Linked DNA regions of Mus musculus: all the other regions are linked to region 1. A link is a loop called in an ENCODE intact Hi-C map of the cell type or tissue named here. Cell type or tissue: left cerebral cortex. All regions are shown on one strand.

The links. Peaks named below come from ENCODE experiments on the same cell type or tissue, not always from the same donor. Only the 100,000 strongest peaks of a DNase experiment are listed, where the experiment ranks them.
Region 2: it touches region 1 in a loop (2.2-fold over the local background); 2 of 42 quality-filtered maps call a loop at or near these places.
Region 3: a loop joins it to region 1, with 3 times the contacts of the local background. A loop is called at or near these places in 5 of 42 quality-filtered maps.
Region 4: it touches region 1 in a loop (3.0-fold over the local background); 2 of 42 quality-filtered maps call a loop at or near these places.
Region 5: it touches region 1 in a loop (2.9-fold over the local background); 2 of 42 quality-filtered maps call a loop at or near these places.
Region 6: a loop joins it to region 1, with 2.0 times the contacts of the local background. A loop is called at or near these places in 2 of 42 quality-filtered maps.

What each region holds. Positions count from the first base shown.
Region 1 is chr10:13,866,046-13,871,045 of GRCm38, forward strand. Aig1 (androgen-induced 1) reads right to left here and starts at 2,912. Exons shown (of 6, transcript NM_001347362.1): 1 at 2,573-2,912. The coding sequence starts at 2,713. In left cerebral cortex, a CTCF peak has its summit at 2,952; DNase peaks (open chromatin) are centred at 2,103, 2,520, 2,879 and 3,572; H3K4me3 peaks cover 1,868 bases; H3K27ac peaks cover 1,689 bases.
Region 2 is chr10:14,096,721-14,101,720 of GRCm38, forward strand. All of the region lies in intron 2 of Hivep2 (human immunodeficiency virus type I enhancer binding protein 2), which reads left to right. Among named protein-coding and RNA genes, the nearest start is that of Gm51759, 28 kb to the right of the region's middle. In left cerebral cortex, no CTCF peak of the experiment used is centred here; a DNase peak (open chromatin) is centred at 2,721; H3K27ac peaks cover 775 bases.
Region 3 is chr10:14,198,519-14,203,518 of GRCm38, forward strand. No RefSeq gene overlaps it. Among named protein-coding and RNA genes, the nearest start is that of Gm51759, 74 kb to the left of the region's middle. In left cerebral cortex, a CTCF peak has its summit at 2,052 (motif pointing left); DNase peaks (open chromatin) are centred at 963 and 2,029; H3K27ac peaks cover 523 bases.
Region 4 is chr10:14,214,451-14,219,450 of GRCm38, forward strand. No RefSeq gene overlaps it. Among named protein-coding and RNA genes, the nearest start is that of Gm51759, 90 kb to the left of the region's middle. In left cerebral cortex, a CTCF peak has its summit at 3,029 (motif pointing left); DNase peaks (open chromatin) are centred at 136, 1,272 and 1,942; H3K27ac peaks cover 3,141 bases.
Region 5 is chr10:14,388,584-14,393,583 of GRCm38, forward strand. No RefSeq gene overlaps it. Among named protein-coding and RNA genes, the nearest start is that of Gm40603, 69 kb to the left of the region's middle. In left cerebral cortex, a CTCF peak has its summit at 2,847; DNase peaks (open chromatin) are centred at 2,064, 2,636 and 2,848; H3K27ac peaks cover 425 bases.
Region 6 is chr10:13,772,683-13,777,682 of GRCm38, forward strand. All of the region lies in intron 3 of Aig1 (androgen-induced 1), which reads right to left. Among named protein-coding and RNA genes, the nearest start is that of Aig1, 94 kb to the right of the region's middle. In left cerebral cortex, no CTCF peak of the experiment used is centred here; DNase peaks (open chromatin) are centred at 2,907, 3,553 and 4,611.

The DNA of each region.
Region 1 (5,000 bases):
CCTTCTTGTAAAAATTGTGACAAGCAAAGGCCCTCTTTGAAAACTGCTTAGAATCATCAAAATTGCCCAGTAGGAGTAGGTAAAGTTTACTCACTGCCATTTAAAAACACAGAGGAATGTAAAGTTATACAGGTAGCTTCCATTAGGGCTCTCTTTTCAGGTCCTCACAGGGGTCTGACAGATCGGCTGTTTGTACAGCTGTACAGTGCTCCAAGGACTCTAAGCCTTTAATAGAAGAATAAGGCTCTGCATGATTTGTGGAATATACTTCAGAGGTAGTTTCTCTCAGGAACTACTAGTTAAGTGTAATTATTCCATTTCAACCAGGAGCCACAGACTGTGACAAGTTTGAATGACTGGATTAAGACTCTAGATAAACAGAGGGCTAAAACGTAAGAGTGAAATGAAGTTTCAAACCTGAGTTTAATACTGGGCTACCCGGAGAAAATCTGTATAGTTAAGTGCTATTATAAATGGGTCCAACAATTGCATACGAAAATAGAAAGGGCATGGCAGCCTGCCAAACTGACTACTACCGTTTCAAGTCACATGAGGACTAGTGGGGGGAGATTGTTTCTTGTGATCCTCATTTTCTAATCCATAATAGCCAATGCCAATGTAAAGCATTGAGTTAACCTACACCCCCAGTTCCTGATGACCTCTCACCCAGTGACCTGCTTTCTCCTCCCCCACAAGAACCATGAAAGGCAAAGGCCCAGAGGAATGGTGTTCATAAAAGCTATGGCTCCATCTTCGGTCACACTCAAATGACCAGCTCAGGGGAAGAGCTGATTCAGGAATGAGAGAAGACCTTGATACAAAAGGAGTTCTGCTCGCATTGCATCCCAAAGGGTTCTGAAAGCCTAGGCACTTTTTGTTTGTTTGTTTGGTTGGTTGGATTTTGGTTTTGTTTTGTTTGGTTTTGGTTTTGGTTTTGGTTTTGGTATTGGTTTTTCAAGACAGGGTTTCTCTGTGTAGCTCTGGCTGTCCTGGAACTCACTCTGTAGACCAGACTGGCCTCGAACTCAGAAATCCACCTGCCTCTGCCTCCCAAGTGCTGGGATTAAAGGCGTGTGCCACCACCGCCCAGCTCACATTTTTTTTAATAGTATGTGGGCATCACTAATTTAAGTTCACTCTTAAGAAGATTCCTGGTGACTTGTCAGCATCCTAAATGCTTTCTATGCATAACTATCAGAGCCTTGGGGCTACTGAAGATTGAGTATACTCTGTATATGCGAACATCTGCTTGCTGTACCACACATCTGGCAAAGCCAGTCTCCACTGACTAGCCAATCAGCCCATCCAGGCAGGTACTCCCAGAGTTAGCCATCTATATGAAAGCTACAAGAAGCTGAGAGCAAAGTCCTATCATGTGTTCTTCAGGTGGGCAGACAGTAGGAGGAAAAAGACGCTGGTAGGGAATGCATATATTCAGACGGAAGTTAATTCCAATAAGAAGTTGAAAAGCCCAACTCAGGCAGGCAACACCAGGCAGCCCTTTGCCTAGAGGCAGGTGGGAAAAGTTGCGTATATCTTATATATTGAAAATAGAAGGTTTTTTGAAAACATCTACCTGTATCTCTTTAGGCATCTTACACCGACGGAACGATATTCAAATAGGTTCAAATTTGTCAAAGTGGAGGGTCAAGAAAATTTGTGCCAACCTTGTGATTGCACCAAGCTTATGCATAACCTCAGAGTCTTTGCGTTCCAGGAGTTGATTGTATGTTTTTCTCCGTGATCTTTTAATTGCTTGTGTTTCCATACACGACCCTTGTTTGATAACCTTTGAATGTATTTATGACTTAGTCTTGGTGACTTTTCAAAGCTCTACACCTACCCCAAGTCATTACAAGGCATTGTGCCCTCTGATTATCTACAGGAGTGCTTTCGGTACCCAAGGTATAAAAACTTAAAAATAATTATCGTTGTCTGCTCCTCTTTAAAATTATCACGTGTCAACAGAACAGATGATTACACAAACTGCAGGCTTTCAATGTGAACGACTAGAAGTTCAGTAGTTGCCAGGTGGAGCCTCACCGTGAACTGCTCTCTCAGTGTTTCTAGAAAGAGTTTTAAACAAATTGTTGACAGTGGGCAGAAAAACATGTGCAAGGGTTTTTTCCTATGGGGCGATTTCCCTCCTCCGGAAGGAGGTGTGTTTGTGTGTTTCTAAGCCATGCTCCATGGAACCAGACAATACTCATGTCTCCTTTGGGTGCTGCAAGTTTACCTTTGCATGTGGTTCTGGAAAACACTTCGGTGGAGAATTAATCTGAGGGCACTCATGATCGGGGCCAACAGATGCTTTTGGTGGCACAATCCTATTCCCTGGTCACTTCTTAGAAGCAGGCCTGTGCCCGTTTGGCTGTACTCCCATGTTTTCCTCCTCTACCTACCAGGTAAAGGTGAGAAGGGCATCCAGGCCTTCAGTGGAGCCCAGCGTGGCTGTTGGTGGCCAGCACGCGTTGGTGCTCCCGTGACACACACACAGGCACAAACACGCACACACGCACAAACACGCACAAACACGCACGCACGCACACGGGGGTGCAGCCCACGGCCTTACCAGATCAATGAAGGTCAGGAACTTCCAGCTGCCTCCGTAGGTCTGATGCGAGGGCATTTCGATGGCCTTGTAGTTGCACAGGATGGAGCAATAGGATAGCAGGATTGCTACCCGCAGCACCTGGCAGGGGACAAGCGCCATGTTCGCGCGGCCTGGCCCCGCCGGGCTGCTCGTGGGGAGGGCAGGCGAGCTGCTCCGCGGTGCCGGGCGCCGTGGGAACCGGGGCGCGGCGCGGCGAGGGGCGGAGCGCAGGAGGCGGGGCGCGTCCCCGGGGACAGTGGCGGCGCCGAGCGCACCGGAGACCTGCGCGGGCGGGGCGGCAGTGCAGCCTACGCGAGCTGGCGGCCTGGTGTCATCTCTGGCGTCATCTGCGTCATTCTGCAGCGGCGTTCGTCGTACCGGCCGGGCGCCCCCTAGGCGGTCCGCGAGGTCCACCCCCCCCCCCCCCCCCCGGCCTCCAAGGTGGGAGCGCCTTTCGGGCAACCACGGTTCCAGACGGGAAGGACCTGACCGAACCGGTCCGGACCCGGCATCCCCGGGCAGCTGGTGCTGGCTGCCATGGCACCAGATGGGGTCAGAACGTGTAAAGCCACACACAGTCCCCCTCCAGTGACACCCATTACTTAGGATTCAGTTGAGGGTTTAATGTTAATGAGCATTTATGACTGTGAAGCCCCTTATAAATTTCACAAGGCTTTAATAATTTATCAGTATGCACGAGCTTTGAACAAATTCTTTTTTAAACTTTTTATTACGTCTTGTGGGTATATGCATGTACCACAGGACAAACGTGGAGGCCAGAGGACAGCTCAGGTGTGAGTCCCCTCCATCGAACTCAGGTCATGAGGCTTGATGGCAAGCTACTTTAGCAATTACTGACCAGGGCAAGTTTTATAAATAGAAATCTGTGCTGATTGCCATGACTGCTACGAGACAGCATTCCATTTGAAAGTCAAACCACCCGGAGGATGTAAACCTCACCCACGCATGTGTGATTTAATACAAATCTTTCGGAGTTAAAATTCCTTTTGCACTTCGACATTTCCCAACCCACCTCCCTTATACTACCGCACCAGAGCTGAATGGGAGGAAAGTAAATATAAACTGGATTCCCTCAGCCTTCCAGTAAATGTTGTCACAGGGAAGTTGCAACAGTCTGTGGGCAGAGTAGGGTTTTTGTTTTCTTTTAAATCATGATCATGTTTCAACCAACCAGATAAAGGGTCCGGTTATGAGAAGACCACATGAGTATTTCCTGTGGATCCATTCAAAACAGGTGTCCCATTCAAATAGTCTCTGAGTCAGAGGGTGTGGTGGGAAGGTCTAGGGGAAAGCATAGTCTCAGAGGTAAAGAGAAGCAAACAAATCCGACTCGTAGTTTTTTCCACTCCACTAGGGAAGAGAGCCACTAGGTCTTTTTAATTGACATAATTATGCTGAAAGAAACTGAAATCACAAGATGATATTACTAGCATAAAGCATTCTTCACTCAGAATTTATGAGTTCATACTCATGTTTAAACAGGATCTATTTGCGTGTGTGTGTGTGTGTGTGTGTGTGTGTGTGTGTGTGTGTGTGTCCTTAATGAATGTTCATATAATTACAAGAAAAAATGAATTTACTGAAGCCCTCTCACTTGGGCCTAATGAAGTTTTATAAAGTGATGTGATATTACAAAGTTTGATACAACCCTCCTACTTTACATTTGAGAAAGTAGTTCACAAGATTTCTACCCATTCCCATAATTATAAAGTATTGTTTTATGAAGCTATTTAAGAGTTTACTATGGAGAATTTTTGAATAATTACTATGACATCAAGAGTTCTGTTGCTCTCCCTGCCAATCCCCAGAGGGGTGTTTTGAGACGATTTTAACAGACTTGCTTTCATTATCTTGATTGATTATCTTCTTGTGAGATGATTTTGTGTTTTTAATAATGGAACATTTTATATAAACCTGGGCTGAAATTGTGCTTCATTAAAAATGTCAATCCCAGATTCTTGAGATTCTTGATCATATTTTCATAGCGTGTTCAATGGGTTTCATTTTGCTTTATAAAATATTTTTTAAATTCTCATTTCCTGTTTTGCTTGCATTTATGTCTTTGAGGGTATTGCGCCCCCTGGCACTGGAGTTACGGACAGTTGTGAGCTGCCATGTGGGTTCTGGGAATTGAACTTGGATCCTCTGCAAGAGCAGTCAGTACTCTTAATCACTAAGCCAGCCCTCTCATTTGCTTTTTAGTCCATGTCTTAGCATCTTAGTCATGACTGACAGGTATTCTCTGTGGGGTGATAGTAACCTGAATATTAATTGTATTTTCAATGTATCAAGGACAATATGGCATGGACTTTAAACTTCACTCAAAATGCTGTTCCTTCTATGAAACAGATTATGTATTTGTACCTACATGATTCCACACTGGATT
Region 2 (5,000 bases), 230 kb after region 1:
CAGGCTCTTGGTTTGCATAATTCTCATCCTCACAATACACTGTAGTGTAGGCATTGGTACCCCATAGGGAGAGGGAGGCATGAGGAAATCAATGTAGAGAGGGTAAGATGTTCCTTTAAGATAATAGCTTAAGTAAGCCACAGAGCTGATGTTCCTCCACTATGTGTTTGTCTGACTGTGGGACAAGTTCTGTTCCCCTACAAGACTAAGAGTGAATCTCTGTTTATTCCCAGTGATTGCATGTGGTACATAATAATAAAATTCATAATGTTGGCTAAGTCTCTGTAAAATAAAATACTAGACCCCTGCCACTGAGAGGCAGGTGTTTGGCAAATAGCGTTCTAGGGATAGTAAGTTGCTGAAGAACAAGAAAGATGACTCGTGTGCCCCTGTAGATGACCAAGGAAACTGCAGTTGAATGCTGGGAAGTGTGTTCAGCATTGAGAGGGAAGGCCCAGGGTCTTGGGGTACAGTGTGAAGATGGGAATGTCCTCAGAAGAGAGCAAGAGGAGATGATGCCTGAGTGGAGTCTTGCAGACAGAGTAATGGCCTTCATTATCTCTGGCAAAAGGGCAACTGTTAAATCTGAGAACTTGGTTTGGGAAGCCAACCTTGACAATGGGTACAGCCTCAGCCATGGCCATTTAATGCATTACGGAAGCCAGCGAATCTCAGTCTGTGAGTTGCAAGCCATTTGGAGGGAGGATCAAAGGACCCTTTCACAAGGTCACCTAAGACCATCGTAAAACACAGATATTTACATTATGATTTATAGCAGTAACAAAATTACACTTATAGAGTACAGTGAAAATTTTATGGTTTGGAGGTTCGCCACAATGTGAGAAACTGTAGGAAAAGACTTCAGCATTAGGAAGGTTGGGAACCACTGTGTTAGGCACCATACTACTTTAAATATTTTAAGCATGTATTGTGTGAGGTGTTGGATTTTGAGAGGGGGTACACAAAGGGGCTACACAAAGGTAGTTCAGCCTTCCTGAGCCTTTTATTCTTAATAAGAAAGGGGAAAACTGTATTTGTGCATTCATAAAAGAAGACAGAATATGGAGTTTCCTAATAAAAGATAGATGTGCGATGGCATATTGACAGGGGAATAGTTATTAACAGCAGACGGACTTACACACCCAACCACTCATCCATCCGTCTATCATAGTCATCCGTTCCGTCTGCCACGTAGGCAACATACACAGACAGAACATTCATTATGCACCAGGTTTCAAGGGTGTGTCTGGCACATACACCAATTCTTATGTTCATGTTGTTTGTAATAGATCATGATGGTCATGAAAAAGAAAATGAACAGGGCCCCATGCTCGTATCAAAGCACAGGGGTGGGAAAGACTGTTTGTGCTTGAGCACCATGCTTAACCATTTTCCTATAGCTGCAGATGCTAGAGTAGAAGATGGAAGACTAGGTTGATTGGGCAGGAAACCGTACAGTAAGTACTAAAGAATCAACAGGGGTAGACCTGAGTTTTGGAACTTCTGTGAGAATGGAGCATCACTGAAAGATTTTGAGAAGAGTGATGAGTTCAGAGATTCATCTTTAGGTAAGCCCTGTGGTTGAAGGAACAACATGTGATGAAGTTTCCTGAACGACTCCAATCAGTTTTCCTAAAACTTGACCCTCTGGGCTTGGAGCAATTAGTCAGCATTTATATTACTTAGAATATATTTATTTTTATTATTTTAAAGTGTGTGTGTGTGTGTGTGTGTGTGTGTGTGTGTGTGTGTGTTACCTATGAGGGTCAGATGCATTAAATTTCCTTGAATCTGGAGTCATAGGCAGTTGTGAGCTTCCTAGTATAGGACCTGGGAAATGAAACCAGGTCTTCTGCAAGAGTGGTACACAGCCCTAACTGCTGAACTACTCCTCGTGCAAGCCCAGAAGGTCTCAACCTATGGGTCACAACCCCTTTGGGGATGAAAGGCCCGTTCACAGGAGTCACCTAAGACCATCAGAAAACACAAATATGTACACTATGATTCATAACTAGCAAAATTACAGTTATGATTTAGCAACTAACGTAATTTTATGGTTCATGGTCACCACAGCATGAGGAACTGTATTGGAGGGTCTCAGCATGGGTGTTCTTTACCACAGCTGCCTTCCAGTTAGCACACATCCTGGCTGTTGTGTAGTCTCCCTCCTGACTTGAACCCACATCCCTTCAGTAATCCCCAACACTGTGTTATGGCTACGATCAGTCTTCTGTAACGTATGTGCACACCCAAAGCATTATTGTTTGGTATATACGATTACAATGCTGACCTTCTTATTAGATGATGGGTATCCAGCCACAGATTTGAAGTGGGCTTTTCCTTCTGTGTATCTCCATGGTAAAAAGCAAAGTTAGTTTGTGTCATTTCAGTGTACAGGGATATTTCTAGGACTACATCAAGGCACAGTTTGACATGTCACTATCTTTGGATGATACGTAGGACCTCTTCCAGAGTCTGGCTACATGAGGCACCATGCTTATCTTGCTTCGTGTGCCCTGATGGGCCCCAGTGCAAATAAAGTGGAGAATGTACTTGAGGCACACAAACTGAGGATTTATTTGGCTAAATAAAGCATGAAGGGGACGTTGGCCTTAGCTGACCTTTCTAGTCCATGGTTCCGATGCCTTAGCCAAGCTGATTCTGCCTACAACCTACCCCTTGCCAGCTCTTGGCTAGTGCTGTATTGTTCTGCCACCTGGGTAGCTCTTCCCTCCAATCTCTGCCATTTAGAGTCTTCCTGAGTCAGCTTGTCAAGGGCTGTATTTAACATCACTGTCCTTTGCTGAGCCAACTTTGATTACCACTACAAGAAATACACACGCTCTCCCTGTGAATAACTCTAATGCTTACGAAGAGTAAGATCGGGGGCTTTGTGGTGGGGTGTACCTGGTTCCCATGCCAGCTCCTTAAAATCACTGTGACCGTAGAACGTTATTTAACCACTATAAACCTTACATGAAATTTGGGAACATACCATTTGACTCCAGAATTATTTTGAAAAATAAATGAGGTGATGTATTTAAAAAGTTAAGCATATTGCCAAATTATATGTGTTCAGGAAATACTAAATTTACTTCTGTCTTCTCCGGGAATACATCCCAAGGCCGCGTCCTATCTCTTACTTATCTTTGTAGGTTCTTTCCTATAAACTTCTCTGGAAGAGACTGTCGTAGGTCATGGAACAGAACAAATATTTTGTATGTGTTCATATACCTAAATATGATTTCTGGATTGGGGAATGAACTGTGTATGGAAAGGCTCTATGACAAATTCAACTTCAGGCTTTGGTTATAAAGGACAGTCCTAGGGGGGTGTGTTCTGAATAAGCTGCACCCGGGAGACCCTTGGAAGATCTCTTCCTGGAGAACTCAGCTCTACTTGGCAAGCCCTGGAGGAGAGAAGGTTCTCACGGCCTATCCACTCCCCTCTTCCATGTCGATGAAGAGCAAGGCCCGTGGAAAGATTCCTGTGTTAGGTGGAGGGACTTCTGGCACCTCACCATGATGTTCTCAGAGGGTGGCTGGAATGTCGGGGCAGGGAGCGTCTTGAGAAGGAGATGTTCTTCCAGCTTGCTTCCCTAGCTCTCTGTAAGAAGCACAGCCTGTCCTCTTGTGCAGAGACCAGCTAGAAGAAGTGGCCCAGGGTGATGCACCGTGTACTTCCGGCCCCTTAGGCTCTTCTAGAGCATTTGCTGACATTACCAGTCCACCTGCTACACCTTTGCTTATGGCCCATCTCATCTTGTCAGGTGTCCACTTGGCATTTAATTCATCTTAGAAAGCAGATAGCCTCACTAGATTTTACTGCTATGCTGTTAAGGGGTTTCTGCACATGTATTTATTTATTTATTTATGGATAAGGGTGGCCCTGATGAAGTCTGACTGGAAGGATTCATCTTGTTAAACTCTATTCAAAATAAGTATCTGGACTAATGGCTGGGAATTTCTGTGCATGAAGGTGGGAGCGTCATACATTCAGGTACATGCTGTTAGTTTGCTTTTCTCTCTCTCTCTCTCTCTCTCTCTCTCTCTCTCTCTCTCTCTCTCTCTCTCTCTCCCCCCTCTTTCCTGTCCCCTCAGACCATCTTTGGAATATTCAGTTTGTATGTCCTTGATGGGCTGGACAGAGCATCCAACCTTCAGTCAAACAGCTTTTATCTTACTCTTTTCTTGATACCTTAAACAAAGGTCTCCTAGTCAACCCAGGCAGAAGCGAGCCCAGACCTTTCAGCCATTATGCTGGGCCAGCTTAGTTTCTTCTTCAGCTGACTCACATTGAAATCAGAATTTCACTCTCCATTTGACTCTTGGCCACTGCTCTTCTTGTTTCTTCGCCAAGCCCCTCCCCCCCATCTTCATTACCTGCCCCTGAAGAAAAGAGCTGTGAACCTTGATGTTCTTGACATTTATCTTGGGATCAGGCTAGGTCAGGAAAGCATGAGCCTCACTGTACCGTGCCCCTTACAGCCTCTATGTTGGTGGATCCATCAACCTGTTTTAGCACCTGTGTAACTTTTTTTTTTTTGTCTGCAAATTAGTAAAGCTGTCCAGGCCACGCCATGTGTGATATTTATAATTATTCACACGTCCTGTGAGTTCTTTGCTACTAAGGCATGACTGCTAAGTCTGTGAGCAAATTCTTCCAATTAAAATCTGTGCTTGCTGGATAAAAATAAATTGGCGTTATGTTTCCATGTGCAATTAAAGTCGGAGCCTGAGTTCTGTACACCGTGTCATGCACAACTGGATGCAGGAATGAAAAGAAAGTGGAGAAGCAGGTAAACTTTTGATACTCCTACCTTAGGGATCCTACAGTGGCTGAAATCTTTGTGAGTTCAACAAGTTTGTATGAAAAGGAAAACGTTTGTGTTCCTTCTGTCCTTCAGGAATCTGCCTGAGAAGGCATAAGAAGAGAAGGCCCTCTAGGCGACTTGAGAAAGGTATCCTGGCCTTTAATGCCGAAGGAAAGTATCTGGCCTT
Region 3 (5,000 bases), 330 kb after region 1:
GAGTTTAAACTGCTAAAGAAGTGAGAGAGCTAAACTGTGTTCTTGGCTCACTGGGAAGGAGTGTCTTCCTTTCATAAAAACTTTAACATTTCTCAGCACTGAGGGAGGAGCCAAATAGCACCAGTGTTCTCCCAGATGTAAAGGGCATGGTGGGGTCTGTATATAGAGAGAGCATAAAATAACTTATCAGACCCCTACTTTGTGTGTTCAGTGTCAATGGATTACACCCTGAACTGAAGCAAGAATGGCAGAGGAGAAGCCCACTGGATGAATGGTTTTAATACTGTCTGATGACAATAAAGCCAGAGATGCTGGAGTGAGTGGAGAGATGGATCAACAACGTCAAGAGTATTGACTGCTTTGCCAGAGGACCCAGGGTCAATTCCCAGCATCTACTTGGTGAGTCACAACCATCTGTAACTCCAGTTCCAGGGAATCTAAACGCCTCTTCTGACCTCTGTGTGTACCAGGTATATATGCTGTACACAGACATATATGCAGGAAGAACACCCCACATGGTAATTAGTAATAATACTATTAATAAAGCCATAGATGTTGAATATATTTCTGGTGGGAGGCCAGTGGAAATGGGAAACACTGCTGGTGTGCACGACAGGCACTCTCATTTTAGGTCCATGGAACCACGCCATAAAATAGTTCACACAACATTTGTTACAAAAAGAAGCCCAAAGAAATTATTTCTTTCAAATTTTAGGCAAAAGAAACCTAATCTGTACTTTGTGCCAATCACTGTCATGGTGACCCACATTCCTGTGGGACTGGCAGCACATGGTACCTACCCCTGGGCCTTCTCACTTGTACATTGGTCCCTTGCATTTTTTCCCTTATAAGAAGCAGTTTTCAATATCACAGGAGTGGAGAGGGATGCAGCAAGGACAGGAGGGAGGGGCTGAGTTAGAAAGAGTCATCAAAAAGCAAAACAGACAGAGTTGTGTCCTGCAAACACGACATACGGGATTGCAAGACTCTTTTGATGGCCGCGCATATGGAGAAGGGCTCTCACTGCTTACGCTCGCCACTGCATTTCTTCTCCATCCCTTCTGGCTTCCTGTCATCCCTTGCCAAAAGAAATGTTTTTCTGTCATTCTTTGAAATCATTTCAATTCTGTTTTGGAGTGGGCTCCAATTTGTTTTAAGTGCAGGATTTCACACCAATGCGGGAATCAAAACTTTAAAACTTGGGGGTAGAGCCTGAAGAGGAATAAATTCACTCACAGTGATTTTTTTTAAAAGGCCCTCATTGAGATCAAAACGTCTAGGTGTCCGAAGCCTGTTGCAATGCTGAAGATCTCACAGTGACTTCAAAAACTAGTTTGTAAGTCCCTGTCCAGATGTGGCAGTAGTGTTTGTTTGTGTGTGTGTGTGTGTGTGTGTGTGTGTGTGTGTGTGTGTGATTACTTTGCATGTGACAAACATTAAGACATTGGGGATTTGGTAAATTAGCCTTCCCAGCCACCAGGTGAAGCACAAGCATACAGGAGGACTGGGTTTCCCAGGAGAGAGGAGGAATCTTACAGGATGGAAACATGAATCTGTCTAGTTAACTTAGCCATAACTGCCAGTGTCATCTCTGGATTCTTCACCCTCATGCACACAGCCATACGGGTTTATTGTTTGTTTATTTTTGTTTGTTTGTTTTTGTTTTTTAATAGTTTTTTTTTTAAAGAAGAGGCCATCTGAAATGTTGGAAATTCGGAAATCTAAAGAAAGAACATTGTGCGTCAAAGATTCTAAGCTGTACAACCTGACTCAATATGAAGCACATGTTAAGAGGGTATGACTTTGGACAAAAGCCATGATTCTTCCTTCCCTGTGACCTGTGGGTCACTTGAATGCCTGTCTCAGGCAATGTCTTAGGGTGGAGCACGAAAAAAGAGGCAAATTTCTGGGGGCCACCTGGCTCATGAGGATAAAGATAATCTCTAATAACTCTCAATTCTTCCAAGCAATGCCATTGGGAAATTTCTTCTGGAGATGACCTAGCCTAGATGATCCCAAATTTTTGTCTTCCTGCGCCCCCTAGTGTGGGATGCTTAATATTTCCTGGGTCACAGGGTTAATACTGAAAATCTGTCCATTCTTAATTACCCTCTTTGATGAATGAGAGACTTAGAGGAGAGATAAATTAAAAATAGATTAAAGTTGAGGAATGGATTAGATTAGCAACTGTGAGAGTTTCAGGCTACACTTGTTTAAGAAGGGAATTGCCTTGATATGCTCAGGGCCAAGCTGTAAAAAAGGAGGCAGAGCTGTCATTGGGTAAATCAGAGTATATCAGACTTAAAAAGCATGCCTGCCATCATCAGGGGACCTGGTGAACGTATAGATTTTTGATTGTTTCTGCATGGGCCCTCCACCTCTGTGTCTTTATTACAGTCTCAAGGGAGGTAGAGGATGCTGGTCCATGGATGACTCTTTCCTCTATCATGCATGGCGGTGGCTCCCCTCATGCAGGGCCTTTGTGGCTCCGCCAACCCTTCCAGGAGTCCTCAGCCACTGTACAGTGGTTCCCCGAATTCATTTCATTTCAAGAACTTTCAGGTTGCTAGCTAAGTTTTCAGAACCCAAGAAGAATTTACCAGCAGAATTTACTGCTTGTAGCAGTGAGTGGCTCATCGCCAGCCATATATTACCTTAAGATTATTTGGGTAGTTTTTTTTCATCTATTATTTGCAGGCAAATGAGCTTTTGTACCATTTTGTTCCTTCTCTGAGTCCCTCACAGTGCAGGCCATATAGGAGATCTCTGTAAAGTGAGTGGGCAGCTTTCTGCTGTAGGCTTTGTCTCAGAAGTATGTCTGATCTCCTTGTAAAGAGTGAACTTTGAATCTGAGGGGGCAGAGGACAAAGGGTTGGGATGGTCTTGGGGCATCATAAAGGGACTCTCCCTATCATAACTAGGGAGAACTTGGCATCTTGTAACATTCATGATAAATATTCTTTGGCCTTGGACCTTTTACCCAAGAGCCTCCTTAAGGCCAAGGGTTCTTCTTCTTTTGACTTCTACTGAAGTTCACATCATAAACACTCTGTGTGAGACCATCCAGACTTCCCAAGCAGAGAAAGAACAAACCAAAGTGTTACGGAAACAGCACACACTATTAAAGAAAAAGTATTACATACTTTGGAAAACTAAAGGTGAAAATTTCAACTCAAGATAAAGTTATGTCAAGAGAGATTTGAAAATCTTTTTCTTTTTCTTTTTCTTTTTTTTAAATCTTCATTGTGATGGGTCATTTTATTGTGAAAGATGCTTACTGTGAGCTCTACCATGAGAAATGGGCTGTGGTGCTGAGGGATAGGCCAGACACTCAAGGGATGAGTGTGTATCACAGGTCAAATGCCCAGTGAGTGTGTATTACAGGCCAGACATCCAGTGGATACATGCGTTTCACAGACCAAGTGGAGGAGGCTATCCCACAGGCCAGATATCTAGTGAATGTGTGTCATAAGCCAGACATCGAGGAGATGAGTGTGGATCACAGGGTGAAAATTCAGAGGATGAGTGTGTGTCCCAGACCAGAGACCAAGTGTGTGAGTGTGAAGCCTGACTGAGGAAGATGCTGATGCAGGCTGTTTCCTGTAGCACTGAGTGAACTGGCTGTTCTAAACTTGCATCTCTTGTTTGCCCATGTAGTGAGTACATATCATGTGAGTTCTTTTGTGATTGGGCTACCTCACTCAGGATGATGCCCTCCAGGTCCATCCATTTGCCTAGGAATTTCATAAATTCATTCTTTTTAATAGCTGAGTAGTACTCCATTGTGTAAATGGACCACATTTTCTGTATCCATTCATTTGTTGAGGGACATCTGGGTTCTTTCCAGCTTCTGGATATTATAAATAAGGTTGCTATGAACATAGTGGAGCTTGTGTCCTTATTTCATGATGGAGCATCTTCTGGGAATATACCCAGGAGTGGTATTCCTGGGTCCTCAGGTAATAAATAATATGTCAAATTTTCTGAGGAACCACCAAACTGATTTCCAGAGTGGTTGTACCAGCTTGCAATCCCACCAGCATTGCATTTACTATCTACAGCATTGTCAATATTGGCACTCATAGGCAGAGCAGATGATTTCTGAGTCTGCTAACAAACTATAGTTATTTTAATTACCAGATTATTGTCTTGACCATCAGAAGTATCAGTTGAGGGAGTTAGTACCTATAGAATAGTCATAGTACCTGCCTTTCTATAACCTCCTCCTTTGGCATCTCTGTGAGTTACCAGCAACTTTACTTAAGTATCTCCAGTCAAGAGTACAACCATCTCTTGTTGTAAAGCATTTTCTATTGTTAGAAAAATAATTTGCCTTCACTGTTATAATTTTAGAAGCCAAGCGTAGAAGTGTAAAATTGAAATTGGGACTCTCTTTACCACTGTCCCTGAGTCAAGCCCCACTGACAGTTGGGATGATGTTCCTGCATCTTCTAGAATCTGCTCATGTGTTGAGAGCAAAAGTACAAACACTTACATTTTGAAAATGCATATTGAGTATAATTTAACGTTAGAGTGATCTTCATTTGTCAATTACTTTTTCTACAGCACCACTTTTAAATGTCATATAAGCATATTTAACTTCTAAATAGTTCTATTAGTAGGACCTTTTCTTTCTACCAAATACAAAATTTCTCCTTGTTGTTTGCCCTCTGAAGTCACAGCTGGTAAGGTACCAAACTCCTCTTCCCCAGGTTAGCTTTCAAAACCACGAAGAGGCGCTCATGCCTCCGGGAATCTATATTTTTTAAACAATTTTTAAAATAAAAATTTAGTTAAAATATAATTGCATTATTTTTTTCCTTTCCTCCTTCCAATCTTTCCCATGTCCTCTCCCTCTCATATTTGTGACCTCTTTCTCTTTGATTATTATTGTTACACACACACACACACACACACACACACACACACACACACACACACACACAGAAATACAACCTGCTATATTTATTGAACGTTGTGTGCACACGATTTCAGGGCTG
Region 4 (5,000 bases), 350 kb after region 1:
CTAACCGGGAACACAGCACACAGAATCCAACTTATGCAGTTGAACATGATTGCTTTGTACCCAAATCATTGCTCTTTTCAAGACCAAATTAGCTGCCTTGCTGATGGAGGGTGTCATCTTCTTTCCCATGGTACACACAGTCACAGTTCTCCTCTCCACAGAGAGCGTGGGGATGTGCATGTCTACTCCGCTCCATATGCTCCAACATGCTTCCCCTGCAGCTTCTAGGAAATGCCCCTTGTTTCATTTTAGACTGTCTGTGGGGCTACACATCCATTTCACCTTATCTGTGGAGCATGTGGGTTATAGAAAGGAAACCAAAAGGTGCCAGCTCCCTACAAAAGGAGTTCTCTTTCTTGTGGTTTCATTAGCTGTAAATACCATCTCTGCTTTAAGAACAGGGGCTGAAACTGAGGGTCTGTATGGAGAAAATAATTTGTTAATTTCTTTCCCATGAAAGAGAAGCAAAAGTTGTTTCTCTGTGAGACCAAGTGCACGGTCTTCATCCTGGTTTGGCTGCTCTCCGTGAAGGGACAGAGGGCTCTGGCCATGCCAGGGAATAAGGAGATCAGCAAGACAGCAGGCTTTTCCTGGATGAAGACCTCAACTCAAGAGGAGGGTCAAGAGGCGACGTAGGTTGCAATTCACCCTAAGGTCTGCACTAACTGGAGTGTAGGCCATAAAAGAATAGGCGCCATCATGGTCTTTGTGGTTCTTGCTAGAGGTCTCCATAGAAGGTAAAGTGTCCCCGAAGCAAGGGAAGAGCCCTAGGGGTTTCACTAGGGCTAGTTCAGTTAGAGATGGGGAATGCATTCCCCGAGTATTAACAACAATGCCACCTTTCAAATATAGACATCAAAGGAGACCTGATGGGCCAAATGGTGATTTCTTCAAGAAGGGTTCTTTAATACCATCTCTTCATTCTTAGGGAACCTGAAGGAAGAAAGAAAGAATAGCAAGAGCTTTAGTTTCCTCTAAAGGAAAAAGGGTAGGTATGAACACACCCTGAATTGTGGGTCTGGGATGGGACTCTTACCTTTCTGTCCTGCTGAACACAGATGGAGATATGAATGGATCCTTCCTATGCTACTGCCTCGCCTAGAACCTGGTCAGATCACAGGAAGGAGAGTTGGGCCAGAGAACAGGAGAGCCAGGCAGCAAGGAGGAGTCAGAATGAGATGAGCACGTCTCATGCAGGCCAGGGAGTCCTCTGTCTCCCTAGCAGGGCTGGCCTATCAGCTCTGAGTGTTCCAGAGTTAGTGTAAGGCTGGGAGCCAGAAGGGAAACTGCAACATGACTCAGTGTAGGCAAGACAAGAAGAGCAAGTGGCAAGCCAGGCAGGAGTCTAGAGAACCATCAGGACCAGAATCGAGAGGTTGCATTTTGATGCTTAGAAGAACATAGTCCAGTACAAAACAACAAACAAACCTCACGGCTCTGAAGAGGTGACAATTGTGACATTGACTTAACATTTCTTAGTAGACAGGACAGGAATCCTTCCTCTTCAGGTCCCAAGAGTTTTCCGATTCTCTTGGCGAGGAGACCACTATGAAGCAGATTGTGGACTTCCAAGTAGAATTAAAATAAACGGGAGCAGCTCTCTGCTAGATTTTTCAAGAGCCCTTTGCAAAGGGGAAAAAAAAAGCAGCCAATGTGTAATTGAATGCCAAGATTTATCTGGATTACAGTCCCATCATCTTGAAAAGATTCAGGTACGGTGTTGGACTTTGGAGAAATAGTGCCCCTATTCTCCATGTGACTTTGTCCCTTAAGAAAGGCGATATTCACTTGGAAGCATGTGATTCCGGGCAGAGCAGGGCTGGGGAGTGTCTGCTGGTTTCCTAGTCATTCTTAAATTAAGGCGCTGCAATCTGTTACATAAATCTCTATTTTCTTATTTTAGGTTCAGCCAGCATTTTGCTAGTGAATAAATCAGACATCCAGATGTCATCTCTCCCTGACTAGATATAAATCACAACCACAAGGCTCATTAGGTTTGCCAAAATTGCTTCACATGTCAACAAAATCTAACGTTAGTGCCCAAGATTCGTCCCTCCACACTCCCAGCCCCCATGTGAGGAAGAGAGAGATCATTATGGGAAGGCATCTGAGAATATCCCTTCCAGGCCTGGCGATGAGCAGCGAAACCCTCCCCCAGACCTACGGGCTTCAGAGGGCTGAGAGCACCCCTTGCTCAGCGGCCAGGAAGAACAGCTTCTGGAACCCTGCTTTCTCTTCTCACAGGAGAGGTTGTACCCAAGTATTACCATGGGCCAACTGCTTCACAGGACTGCAAGTAGGAACTGAGTGCAGTTTTCCATTAGCGACCTCCCTTCAGCTGCTGTATAAGGAAGGCTGCACTGGAAAGAGGAAGCACACATAGAGCCTCCACACATGTTTCTTCCATTCCTTCTTCAGAGGTCTAGTGGCCCTGCCAACCCCTGCCTCCTCTTTAGGGAGGTGCCCTAATCCTGGGCAGCTGTGTTGCCCAGGGAAAAGGGTAGGGCTTGCACAGGTTTGTTCAATGTGTTTTATGTGTGAGGCCCAGGAGGGACCAACATCGATTCTTCCTACAATATATCTCTCCCAGGACTCAGTCTCATGGGTACTTCTGAATTTCAGGCAGATGAATGTATACTTTATTTCTTAGCTCAGGAGTCTGTGAGCATTTGGCTAGCTCTGCCTTTGCAGGGCCGACTCTCTCCTCTTTCCTTGCAGAGGTTACTCATTTCGTGGGTCTTTGGCATGACTGGTTTTTTTTTTTTTCCTCTGCCTTTAGTGTATTTCAACTGTTGGTGTGTCAGGACTCCTTACTGGGAAATCTTCCTCATTGTTCAGTATTGTACACTCAGTGCCTTTTATGTATTTAATCATTATGAGTTAAAACGATGGGGAGGCTGGAGAGATGGCCCAGCACATAAGAGAACTTGCTGGTCTTGCAGAGGACTTGGGTTTAGCTTTCAACACCATGCACCTCACAATGCCTTCTAATTCAAGTTCCAGGGGAATCTGGTGCCCTCTTCTGGCTGCCATAGGCAACTACATACATGTAGTGCACATACAGACATGCAGACACACACAAGGAAATGGAAATTTGTTAGGAAGTGTAGGAATGAATAAAATATGGCTGAGACATCATGATTATATTACATTCTAAACAAAGGCTGGAGAGCTCCAGGTAGAGAATGACATGCTTCCAAGAGGACTTAGCAAAATATTTCCCAAAGTCACATACATATGGAAGAAGAAATATCTGACCTACCGATGCTTAGCAAGAGAGACATAAAGTTTGAAAGTGGCAAAAACTTAAGTTCAAACTTCCTGCCTGAAAACGAATTTCCTAATTAGGAAAAGGCACGTTCCTACCTTTCTCTAATGTCTGTGATGAAATACATAAAACTGTGGCTCAGACAGAGCAGGCTACAAATGTCACAGTTGCTCCTTCATCAGAAGGAAAGTCAGGGAAGCCAGTCAGTGTTGCCTTTCCTGTGGCTTAGCCTGCCCACTGTGGCTTTCATTAGGAGTACATAAATAATTCTTTAAGACTGGAAATCCCGCCAATGTTTTCTACCTCAGGAGGATTTTAGTGGACAGGTTAATGCGTTAGTTTGGATGGTCAAAGGAGACAGAAGGAGCAGAGGGACGATCAGCGGGTAAGTTAGAGAAATACCGACTTGAAGCACAGAGTTCGGCTGCTTGGAAACCTAGGGCGATCATTCTTCCCGCGGGCATTTTCTTGCTCTTCAGTTACCTCACCAGGAACGCTGCCATTACAGATGTACCAGTTTGGTAAAAGGGGATCCCAATACTTCTCAAGGAGTAATTTGTTTTTATGTTTTGTGTGAGATTAAAGCCATTTTATGGTTGATTTTTATACATCTTCATAAATTCTTGAAACTTTTTTTCGTAAGTCTTAAGCCCAAGATGACAGAGCTGAGATCTTTCTCCCTGCAGTGCTTGCTTGCTACAGTTAGTATAAAAAATTCCATTCACTGGTGTCACCCTCTCCCTGTACTGTAGGCCGAACACAGATTGGAGGCTTGTTCACCACAACAGTTTCAATACCTGAAATGCTAACTGACATAGATTGAGCTCCCCCAAATATTCATTGGACATTTGGATGGATAAATAGAATCAAGCGGCCTTAAGTGCTGTTTAGACTTAAATGGAATTTATTGTGCCATGATATCCTTTTGTTCTAGTTTGCTCTCTGACAAGTGCAATTTGTGGAGGGACAGGTTGGTTTTAGCCTACAACCTATCACTGAGGGGAGTCAGAGCATGGACTGAAGCAGGAATTGCAGCAGAAGCCGTGGAGAAATGCTCCTGGATCTTTAGGTCAGTGGTTCATGCTCTGTTAGCCCTTCTGACACAGCTCAGCATCACTACCTAGGAACAGCCCTGCCCTGTCCACCCACCATCAATCAATGCAATGGCTCACAGACATGGCCACATGCCAGCGGGGTTGAGGAAGTTCTTCAGCTAAGGTTCTCTCTCCTAAGGGGACTCTAGGTTGGAACAGGTTAACAATAAAAACTGACCACTCCACTTGTGTATGAATCTACAGGTTTACTGTGTAGCTCTCTAAACTGCATTGATGCTGTTTGAAGATTTACAAATGATTTATTTCATTTAGAACACCAAAAATTCACAAAACAGAGAGTCTGTTGAGAGCTGAATTCACTGATGTTTTTTAAAGCTTGCTAAAATTTAGGCAACTAGAGGGCAAACATCTAGGCATTCTTTGAAGATACTAACTTAAGAGGCCATGACTTCTGTTCCTGTAGGTCTCAAAAAGACAGGATATCACATGGGTTTTAAAAACTAGACTGGCCACTATTTAAGGATAGAATGTACATTTTTTTCTTTTCTCTTCTCTTCTCTTCTCTTCTCTTCTTTTCTTTCTTTCTTTTTTTTTCTTTTTTTTCTTGCAACTGGAAGTCAACACATACACACGCACACACACACACAATATTGGTTGAGTTATAGTTAGCTGGAAGA
Region 5 (5,000 bases), 520 kb after region 1:
AGTACCTACACCCCTTCTTTGGAGAATTTTTATGTAGGTTCCATTATATAGGCATGATGAATTAACTAGGCATTGACCCCTGAATTAATCTCCAGCCCCTTTCCCTTCTCAGAAATTGAGGGTATGGACAGAGCCGAAGATGCCAAACCTCTGATGCCATGGTTGGGTCATCTGGCAACCAACCATTCTATGGCCTGAAGCTACCTAGAGGCATTGAGCCTCCAGTCAGCTCATTACCATAGGAGAAGAGACTCCAATCCCCACTGCAGAGATCCCAGAGTCTTTGAAGCTCTTGTGCCAGGAAATGAAGACTAATGCCAAATGTTATAACAAAAGGTGCTCCCAGACTACTGTTATCCAGGACAGTGTGCAATGATTTTATAATTAGTTTAGAAATGATTACCAGGAACTAGAAGCAAAGACTAAACACACACACACACACACACACACAAACACACAAACACACACACAAGCATAGTGCTAATTTGTTCATCTATTTTTCCCAAAAAAGTCTCATATAGAGCTAGAATAGAACAATCAAAGCCAAAGGTACTTTGGTGGCAAGGACATGTAATTCCAGCTACTTGGGAGACTGAAGAAATGGGACTGCAATTCTGAGGACAGCCTGGCCTATATGGTGGATTTGAAACCATTCTGAATAACTTAAGAGAACCTTATTTCTAAATCAATACTAAATGGAGATCATTTAATTGGAGGTGGTAGTGAGTGCTTACCTAGCCTCTACCAAGCCCCTGGTCTCAATTTCCAACATCATCAAAAACATTTTAAATTTATTATATATTTTATTATTTAAAACAAAATTTAAATTTAAATATGTCTTTGGATTATATTCTTCCCCTCGCCCAAGTTTTTCCATATCATCCCCCTCTATCCACCCAACTTTCAATTCTTTCTCAACTAAAATACAATAAACAATCCCCCAACCAAGCAAACAAAATAAAACAGCACCAAAAAAAAAAAAAAGAAAAGAAAAGAAAAACTAAACCAAACCAAAACAAACAGCAACAACAACAAAACCCCCAGCAAACTGCAACCAAATAAAAGCACATTGAAAGACAAACAGACAGACAAACAAACCCAACAAAATAAAAAACTATGGCAGGACCAGGTTGCATTTGGCTTAGTTGTTGGCTGAGGGGGTCCCAGGGAGACTCCCAAACAACTGAGGCTGATGCACAAACAGAGGGCTGCTCTCTGCAAACTGACAGCAGGGCCCCAGTGCTGAGCACAACAGCAGCACTGAACATTCACACAGCTCAGTGAACACGGAGCGGTCGAGCTGGTTCCTCCATGGAACCTTCTCCCTGACTTTCTAGTCTCTTTGTTGTGGGAGGGTACTCTTCAGGTTACTGAAAGAGAAATATGGACACCAACCCAACCGGAAAACCTTTGACCTATAATCTGTCCTGCCTGCAAAATGTGCTGGAGCAAGGGTGGCCCAGAACTCCTGGGAGTGGCCATCTAACGTCTGATTTAGTTTGAGGCCCACTCCACTAGAGGGTCCCCGTGAAGGACACTGGTCAGGAATTGGAGACTGGATAGTCCAGAGACCTAGGGTAGAACCCAACTTGACTTGCCAAAACCAAAACCAAAACCAAACGAAATAAAAATAAACAATAAAACGAAAAGAAACAAAACTCAAGAAATGTTTCCTTTTAAGATTCTGCTGTGCTCATAGGTCTATGCCGTTTCTAGGCATCATGAGAGAGGCATCCACTGGCAGCGGGTGGGAGTGGATGCAGACACAGTATGTGGAGAGAGAATCTAAATTGGGGGTCTCCATCATGTCCCACCCCTCAGAGCTCAGGGAAGCCAGTGGAAGAAGTAGAGGCAAGATTGTAAGAGTCAGAGGGTCTGAATTCAGGACACCAGGAGAATGTGGTCCACAGAATCAGCTAAGCAGGGCTCAGAGAGACTGAAGTGGCAAGCTTGGGGCCTGTGTGGCTCTGCACCAGATCCTCTGTGTATGCGATGGAGCTGTTAGCTTGTTTTTATGAGACCCCTAACTGTGGGAGCAGGTGTATCTCTTGACGTTTTTGCTTACTTTTGGGACCTTCCTATTGGGTTGCTTTGTTCAGCCTCACTGTGAGGCCTTTTGCCTTGTCTGAGGTAGTTTGTTTTGTTATATTTGGTCATTGTCTCTTAGAGGCCTGGTCTTTTCTGAAGGGATCAAGAAAGGGAGTAGGTCCTTGATGGGTGAAGGGAGGGGAAACTGTTTTGTTGGGATCTATTGTATGAGATAAGAATCTATTTCAATTTAAAAAAAGAAAAGGAAAAAGAAAGGAGTTTTAGCCGTATTTTGTTTCTCTTCCTTTCAGTACAACATTTTCTCTCAGAAATGTGATTTTAAGCAAGTAGGGAAGGGCAAAATGAAATTTAAAGAGAAGGTTGGACATTTCTCTTTTCTTCATTTACCATGCGCGTTCACCAAAAGCACGGAGCAAACATTTCGGCTGTTTGATCAAAGATTTCAAGGCTGACCCCACGCAAGAGCTGAGCAGTGCAGTATCTAGCATCACCAACCTTGCAGGATTGATGCAGAACGCTGTGGTCTAGGGCTGTTAGTCTATTGTTAATAGGACAGTGCCATCTGCTGGTGATGTAAATATTTACAGTCGCCTGCCTGAAATTGATATCCTTGAGGTGATGAATCCTGTTTGTTATAGTATTACTTTAACAGTACTTAGAGAATCAAAGTGAGGGATAGTATCATTTCATTGTCTTATAAAAGAAATCCTCTTACTATTCCGTGAGAAATGACAAGGTCCGTGCCCTCACCAGAGACAGCCCAACCATCCAGAGAGTGCCTGGTCTTTAGATGGTTTGCCTTCAGGCTGAAGGAGCTGAAGGAGGGAGCAGGGCGTCACCCAGTGGACTCATATAGCCATGGCAGGAATGGAAGGATGCAGTCCGTGTTTCACAGTGAGCTCCCCAAACCTTTGAAGAAACAAACCCAGGTGTCTCTAGCTATCTAGACTGCTGTCCTTTTAAAGCAATATCTTCTCTACCAGACGTTTCCCATTGATTAAGGATTGGAAGACAGGTTGCTGACAAGCGAGGCTTCTCCGGATTTTATCCGCTGTCGTTTCTGGGGCAAAGTACCACTGAAGAAGGGACTTTGCCACTGTGGTTAAACCAAACCGTTGGAGATGAAGGCTATCCTAGACCAGTGGTTCTCAACCTTCCTAAGGCTGTGACACTTTAACACACGTCCTCATGTTGTGGTGACCCTCCCAACCATAGAACTATTTGTGTTGCTACTTCATAATTGTAATTTTATGACTCTTGTGAATCATAATGCAAATATCTGTTTTCTAATGGTCTTAAGCGACCCTTATGAAATGGTCATTCGACCTTCAAAGGGGTTCACTGCCTATAGGTTGAGAACTACTTAACTATAACACTAGCATAAGCACTTGGCGTGAAGTGCAGGGCTTTTGGTTTTTTTGCAGCACTCAAATGGAAGATAGGGTTTTGATCATCCTTACCAAGGGCTGTATTCCAAGTTACAGAAGTTGTTTTGTGCTGGACATATTATTACTGTTTTTATTATCCTAAGACAAGACTATCAAATCATATGCTATTTATAGAATGGTAGAGTAGAGAGTGTACATGGGTAAATGAGGTTTTTTCAATAATTTTAGACACTAAGGACATGACAATGTGATGAAAGCAAAGGTCACACGGGGTGTGAGGGAATGCCAGGAAATGAGGCAGACATATAGGCAGGGAGGGGGACACAGTGACAGCCAGTGTGACTTAAGCAGGTGTTAAGAAAGGAAGAGAGAAAGGTCATGCTAGTGTCAGAAACTGTAGACTACAAAAAGGACAAAGTGAAAATCTTAGGAGAAGTCCTATGTGCAAAGCTGAGCCCAATAAGGCAACCTTGCATCTGGAACATGCCGTGGAAGCCTGGGTGACATATTGCCGAGCCTCTTGTCTTGAACTTTCTATAGCAAAAGGGAATAACGACAAGTCTCATGAAAAGTTTCCCTGTTTAAGTTCTCCTCTTCATCTGCAAATGTCTGTCATTTGTTTAAAAAGTCACCTCAAGTGGGCGACACACAGTTGAAATCCCTCCCTGGAGGGTTTTACGTCGTTTGGTTTTCTGTGATGCTGGCTCTCACTGTACAGTTCAGGCAGCCTTTGACCTTGTGCAATTCCTGTTTCTGCCTCCTGTGGGTCAAGACTGTACCAACCGTGGTTGGCAAAGACCTGAAGCTTCCTTGTATTTGTATAGGGACTCCGAGGGCTTACACTGAAATCTCTAGTGTATTTATTGTTTTGTTTAGGGATAATTACCTCTATAAACACTACTATTAAGTAAAGAGTGATGGGACTAAGTCTTGGAGAGCTGAGCATAGTTCATGTACAGCCATAGACCCAAAGCATTATTATGTATTTGAAAACTATGGTGGGTGGTGGTGGAAGGAGCTTCCTTTAGCTGCTGGAGTGTACTTAGCACGGTAACAGACACACCTTCACTGCCCTCAGCCTCCGGTAGAAGCATGCAAGGTTAGGCAGAGCATCTACCTGGACATTGTCTGCTCCCATCTTTGAAAAGCTGAGAGCAGAGCAAGGGAGCTTTGAATAAAAGTAGTCCCCGTAGGCTCATAGGGAGTGGCAGTATTTAGAGTGGGTGTGGCCTTGTTAGAGTGGGTGTGGCCTTGTTAGAGTGGGTATGGCCTTGTTGGAGGAAGTATATCACTGAGCTGGGTTGTGAGGATGATCAAGTCAGGCCTAGTGGCTCTCTGTCTTTTCCTGTTGCCTTCAGACCAAGATGTAGACCTCTCAGCTCTTTCTCCAGCCCCATGTCTGTCTACACACCTCCATGCTTCCTGCCATGATGATAATGGACTAAACTGGTGAAACTGTAAGACAGCCCCAATTAAATGTTTTCCTTTATACGAATTGCCTTGGTCCTGGTGTCTCTTCACAGCAGTAGAACTCCTAAGATAGCTAATTGGTGCTTTGTATTG
Region 6 (5,000 bases), 93 kb before region 1:
TGTCTCTTATAAAGTTCTACTCAGGGTAGAGAGATGGTTCAATGGCTAAATGCTTGCTGAAGAAACACGAGGACCTGAGTTCAGATCCCTAGTACCAAGTCAAAGCCAGACTCAGAGGTACCCATCTATAACTCCAGCACCAGGAGAGAGAAGAGGCCAATCTCTGTGACTCATCGGCTAGCTAGTCTAGCCAAAACAGCAAGTGCCAGGTTCAGAAAGAGAGTCTGTCTGAAAAACAGTATGGAGGAACAGCCAGAGAAAGCACCCCAACATTTGCCTCTGGTTTCACATATGCTGGACAACAGAGCCCACCACCAGCCCCTCCACATACATGCATGTGTACACCACCCCCTCTTCAAGTTTCCCTTCATTCTGGTGACATTCATGGGGAAATTTGGAAGTATTTGCCATAGTGGAGTAAGATATGGATAATGTAGCAGTGGGACAGATGGAGAGACTACGTTGCACACGTAACGTAATTTAACTTAGGTCTTGAGCCATTCCGCTTGATTGTGGGAAACGTGAGTGGAGCAGAGTTGAGTCGAGAATGGTATAGCACAGCTTGACCGTGTAGAGTATGCATATAAAAGCCAGGCTGTCTGGCTGTGTCATTGAAAGGCTTGTTGTGTAACTATGTGATCTTCGGCCACTTTGCCTCTAAAACTACAGGCAGGAAATGAAATCCAATTGTTCACTATTTCTGTTAAATTCTAACTTAAGCACAGTCAACTTGACACTCTAGTTCCCCTCCCTCTTCCCAATTCCCACTTCTGCTTTCCTTCCCCTGCCCCCTCATGGAATATTAGGATCTAAGTCCTAAGAAGGGACACATGCACCATGGCACAGTGGGGGAGCACTTACGGGTCCATCATTGCCCTTGGCTCTCTTGCTCCTGCTCATCCTTGTCGGACTTCTACCCACACTGCTCTCCCTGGTGACATTACTTGGCACAGGGAACCTCATTAAATCTGTTGATGGCGTACTCTTACCAGGACACGTAGGCCCTCTGTTCCCCTCCCAGGACAATCTCTGGGGAAACCGTGAATCCAGATCTTTCTATCCTCAACCCATCCTAAACACTCTGCTGTTGAATGTTGTTTCATGTTTGCTTCCTTCCTGAGAATGTTCCAGAATTCAAGATCCAGATCCCCTGTACCATGGGATTTCCCTGACAATTCTGATGTTCGTAAAGGTGGAGGCAGGCGTAATAGCAGAAATGTGTCAGTGAGGCTGTGTATAGACTGCTGGGGAAATGAGTCAGCTGTGTTCTGGGTCTTCCTTTCTGATGAAATTTGGGAAGCCTGCGGCCATGTTATTGGATTTAGCATTTGAGAGCCCAGGAGGCTAGCCACCAACCACCTCAGCCATCCTGGTACTCCACCCTCCAATCTTCATAGACCCAGAAGTAGAAGTGAAGGAGAGGAGGGCCCAAAGCATCTAAACAAGAGATTCCTCTGCCAAGGTCTAACTGGTCAACCCCGGGACAGGAAGGCTGTCCAACGTCATATTTTCTTCTCCCGAAATCTTCTGCTGATGGGACTGAAAGGCTGTCCTCCACAGGGAAAGAGTGTCTGTTTGCCTTTCGAAAAATTGTCTTATTATTAAAAGGCACACAAAACAAAACCCCAACTCTCCAATCTCTTGAGTTGTAAGACCTGATTTCAGAAGACGATAACCAAGAATTTACCCATTTTCTGCGAGTAGCTTGTACCTTGAGCTAAAAGCCTTCTGGACATGAGATAAAAGGGAACTATCAAGAAGAAAAGAGCCCAAAACAGTGGTTAGAGTTTTGGAAGAGAAACCCGGTCTAACTACACTGATTTGGGAGTACTTATTTTATTCCCAGAACTCTACTAAAAACTGCTACTAAATTATATTGGTGGTACATCTTACATCAACAACACAACCTCAGCAAGGTAATGAAGACACTCAGAGGTTGTTTCTCTGCAACACAGCATTACGAGTGCCATAGGCTGAATTTGGAGCCTGGCTTTGCATTAGCTTCTTGCGTGGGCCAATCACCAGCTTCTCAGGCCTCAGTTCTCGATTATGGCGACATAATTAACTCAGGGCTTCTTAGGACTTCGGTGAGCTCACTCGGACAGTGCCCTGGTGCACGGGAAGATCCAGGCATCAGCAGTTAGGTTTGATGTGGAAGAAGATGTAGGAAAGGGGTAGGGACATCACTAACTACATTTACAATACCTTGCTAGCTCCCAATGTGGTAAAAGAACTTTCTATTTCTCTAAATCATTGTCTTTCCCAAGAAAACAGCCTCATGTGATGTGGGGGAGGGGAGGGGCTTTAACTGCATTCCCCTTCTGTCCTGACGGAATTGGAAGAAAATGACCTCCCATTCCTCACCAGACAGCTGCAACAGATTTCTAATTTCTAGACAAGAAGAACATCCACATTTCACGGATTTCTGTGGCCCACTGGAATTGGTGCTATTGCCACATGTGGTTGCTTATTCACCATAAGTAGCCCACAACTTTCTTTTACAGCTGGTAGTTCATAGCCAGCTTCACCTTTGAAGGAACAGGTCATGGGTGCCTGTATCCAACTGCTGGGCTACAGTGAAGTTACATCAGAAATTCCTATTTTTCGGGACTATATATACAACTCAGTTATATTAAGGAACATTCTGGGCAAATAACATTACTAAAGCCATAGCTTTTGCTCAGGGCATCCCAGTGGGGTTGTAGAATGGAGTTTCAATCTTTGTAAACTAATGATTCTCTCTGATGGCTTGAGTAGCAAAGGAGATGGTGATGGTATTTACTGAGACAGACAGCAGGTTTGGGAAGGGCACAAGGGTCCATGTTTCAATTTTGGATGTTGCATATAAAATGTCCTTGAGTAATCCAATGGATCATTGCGACTCATACTTACATTCCCAGCTCAGAGGGGAGGAGGTGGTAGCCCAAGCAGGGTGACTGTTGTATGAGGCCATCTTGAGTAACATGGTGAGTTACAACCCAAGTGAGTTCATGCTTCAAATATTTTAAGAAAGTGGAAGTGTGCAGTGTGGTGCCTATGTGTGTGTGCAGGAGTGCGTGCATGTGTGTGTGTGTGTGTGCATGACTGCTAGGAAACTGGGTTGGAGCCTAGCCTTGGTCCTGTGAGTATTCTATGGAGGAGGGACCTACAAGGAAATTAGAGTAGTCTCTAGAAGAAAACCAGAGACACTGTTGTGGAAGAGCCAATTAAGTTTTTAAAAATTGCACAGAGTCAAGAGATGTAGGAAATACTGAATAGCACAGCAGCACTTAGCATGGCAGTCCCTGAGAGTTCTGCCCCTCAGTCCTGGTAAAGAGAGCTGCTGGATGGTTGTGAGTCTAGCTCTCTTGCTGTCCCCACCCCCAACCTCCAAATCAGTGCTATATTCCTGCCTCAAAGGAATAAGGTAAAAAGAGATGGAGGGGGGACATGTGACATCCTCCTCTGGTCTCCATGGACACACCTACATACCCACAAATATAGTACTGAGAACTCAGTGTGTGAGTGTGAGCAGGGGCAGGGGAGGAGAGTAGAGAGATTCTTATACCCATGACTCACACCATCGTTAATGTCAACTGAAATCATTACATCATTTCCATTGTGATGCAGTCATCAGGACTCCCATTTGCTAACAAACCTGGCTTTCAAAGCAATCTTCCCCCCAGTCTCGTTAGCAGCAAACTCATCTGCCTCCAGCTTCGGCTATCAGCTTCAGCCATCCACCACCCACATCAGCCTGTACATCCCAACACTGTGAGAGATGTTTGTTTCATCAACAGACTCTCACAGCTACAAGTCCCTGTACAAGCATCAGTCTTGCAAAGCCTCTTCCTTATTTACTGTCTTGTTTTTAAATGAGACTTCTAGGTACTCATAATAAAATCCCCGTGCCTGTGTTGGCTGTCGGCAAGAGGCCTGCTCATGATCTTTGGCCAGGAGCCTCTCTCTTGGTGGTCTCTACCCAGACTTTTCTCTGAACCACCTGCATCGGTCAAAAGCTTACTTTTCCATCACGGTTTAGAACATCCTATCCAAGAATCTTTTGTTGATCTTTTCAGTGTGATGTGATCTAACACAGGCCTTCTAGTCTATTTTTCTTCAGTGAGGTTTGAGGGAATGTCTTATCGTCTATTCTAGATTCTATTCACCGAAAGGGGCCTCATCAAACTCACCTGGCATCCCCTTTATTACTACACGGAGAAATCAGGAAGGTTTTATTTAATTAACCCAAAAGCAAACTGTTAACAAGTTCTTTCTATAAAAATAAAATCGATGAGCACAAATATTCACTCAGAAGAACAACGCCCTGAAAACTTTAGGAAGGACTTCAATGGAGTTCATACGAGGTCAGTGAACACCGAAGCACAGCCAAAGATTGTTTTTATTTTTTAGATCCAGAATTTCTTTAACTTCTATTGCAGAATGTTTCAAATATACATAAAATAAGAAAGAATAGCTTTTTCCCCAGTACCCTGCTTAAATCAATAACATGTTCCCCATTTAATCTATTTTGTCTCCGTGGCTTCTTTCCTTCCCTTTTCTACTTCATGTGTTCTGGAACTTTTTTATTAGCACCTTCATCAAGGAGTGGGAAGGAAGTATGTGTCAAAGTCTGTCACCGCCCCACAGTGGCTCTTATTCCCTTTCCTCTAAAAGGTACAACTACTGGCACTTAAGAATGCTACTTCTTTGACTCCCCTACTGTGTCGTATCTGTGGAACCAGGCAACTCTGGTGAGCAAAGGTGATGTGCAACTTGGGATGCTTTCTTCTTTCACATGCTCCCTACAAATGGCTTGTACAAAGATGATGATAAAACTTAGAGGATCCAACAGCAGCCAGATGAGAGAGCTGGCTCTAGAGCCTCATGAGAAAACATGGGCTACCAGCCTCCAGACCATCCATGTTGAACAACTGTTACTCTAAGTCTGTTTCAACTGTTGAGCTGATATCTGAACAAAGAGAGAAAACACTCAGCAATATTGGGACTACCATGTTCCA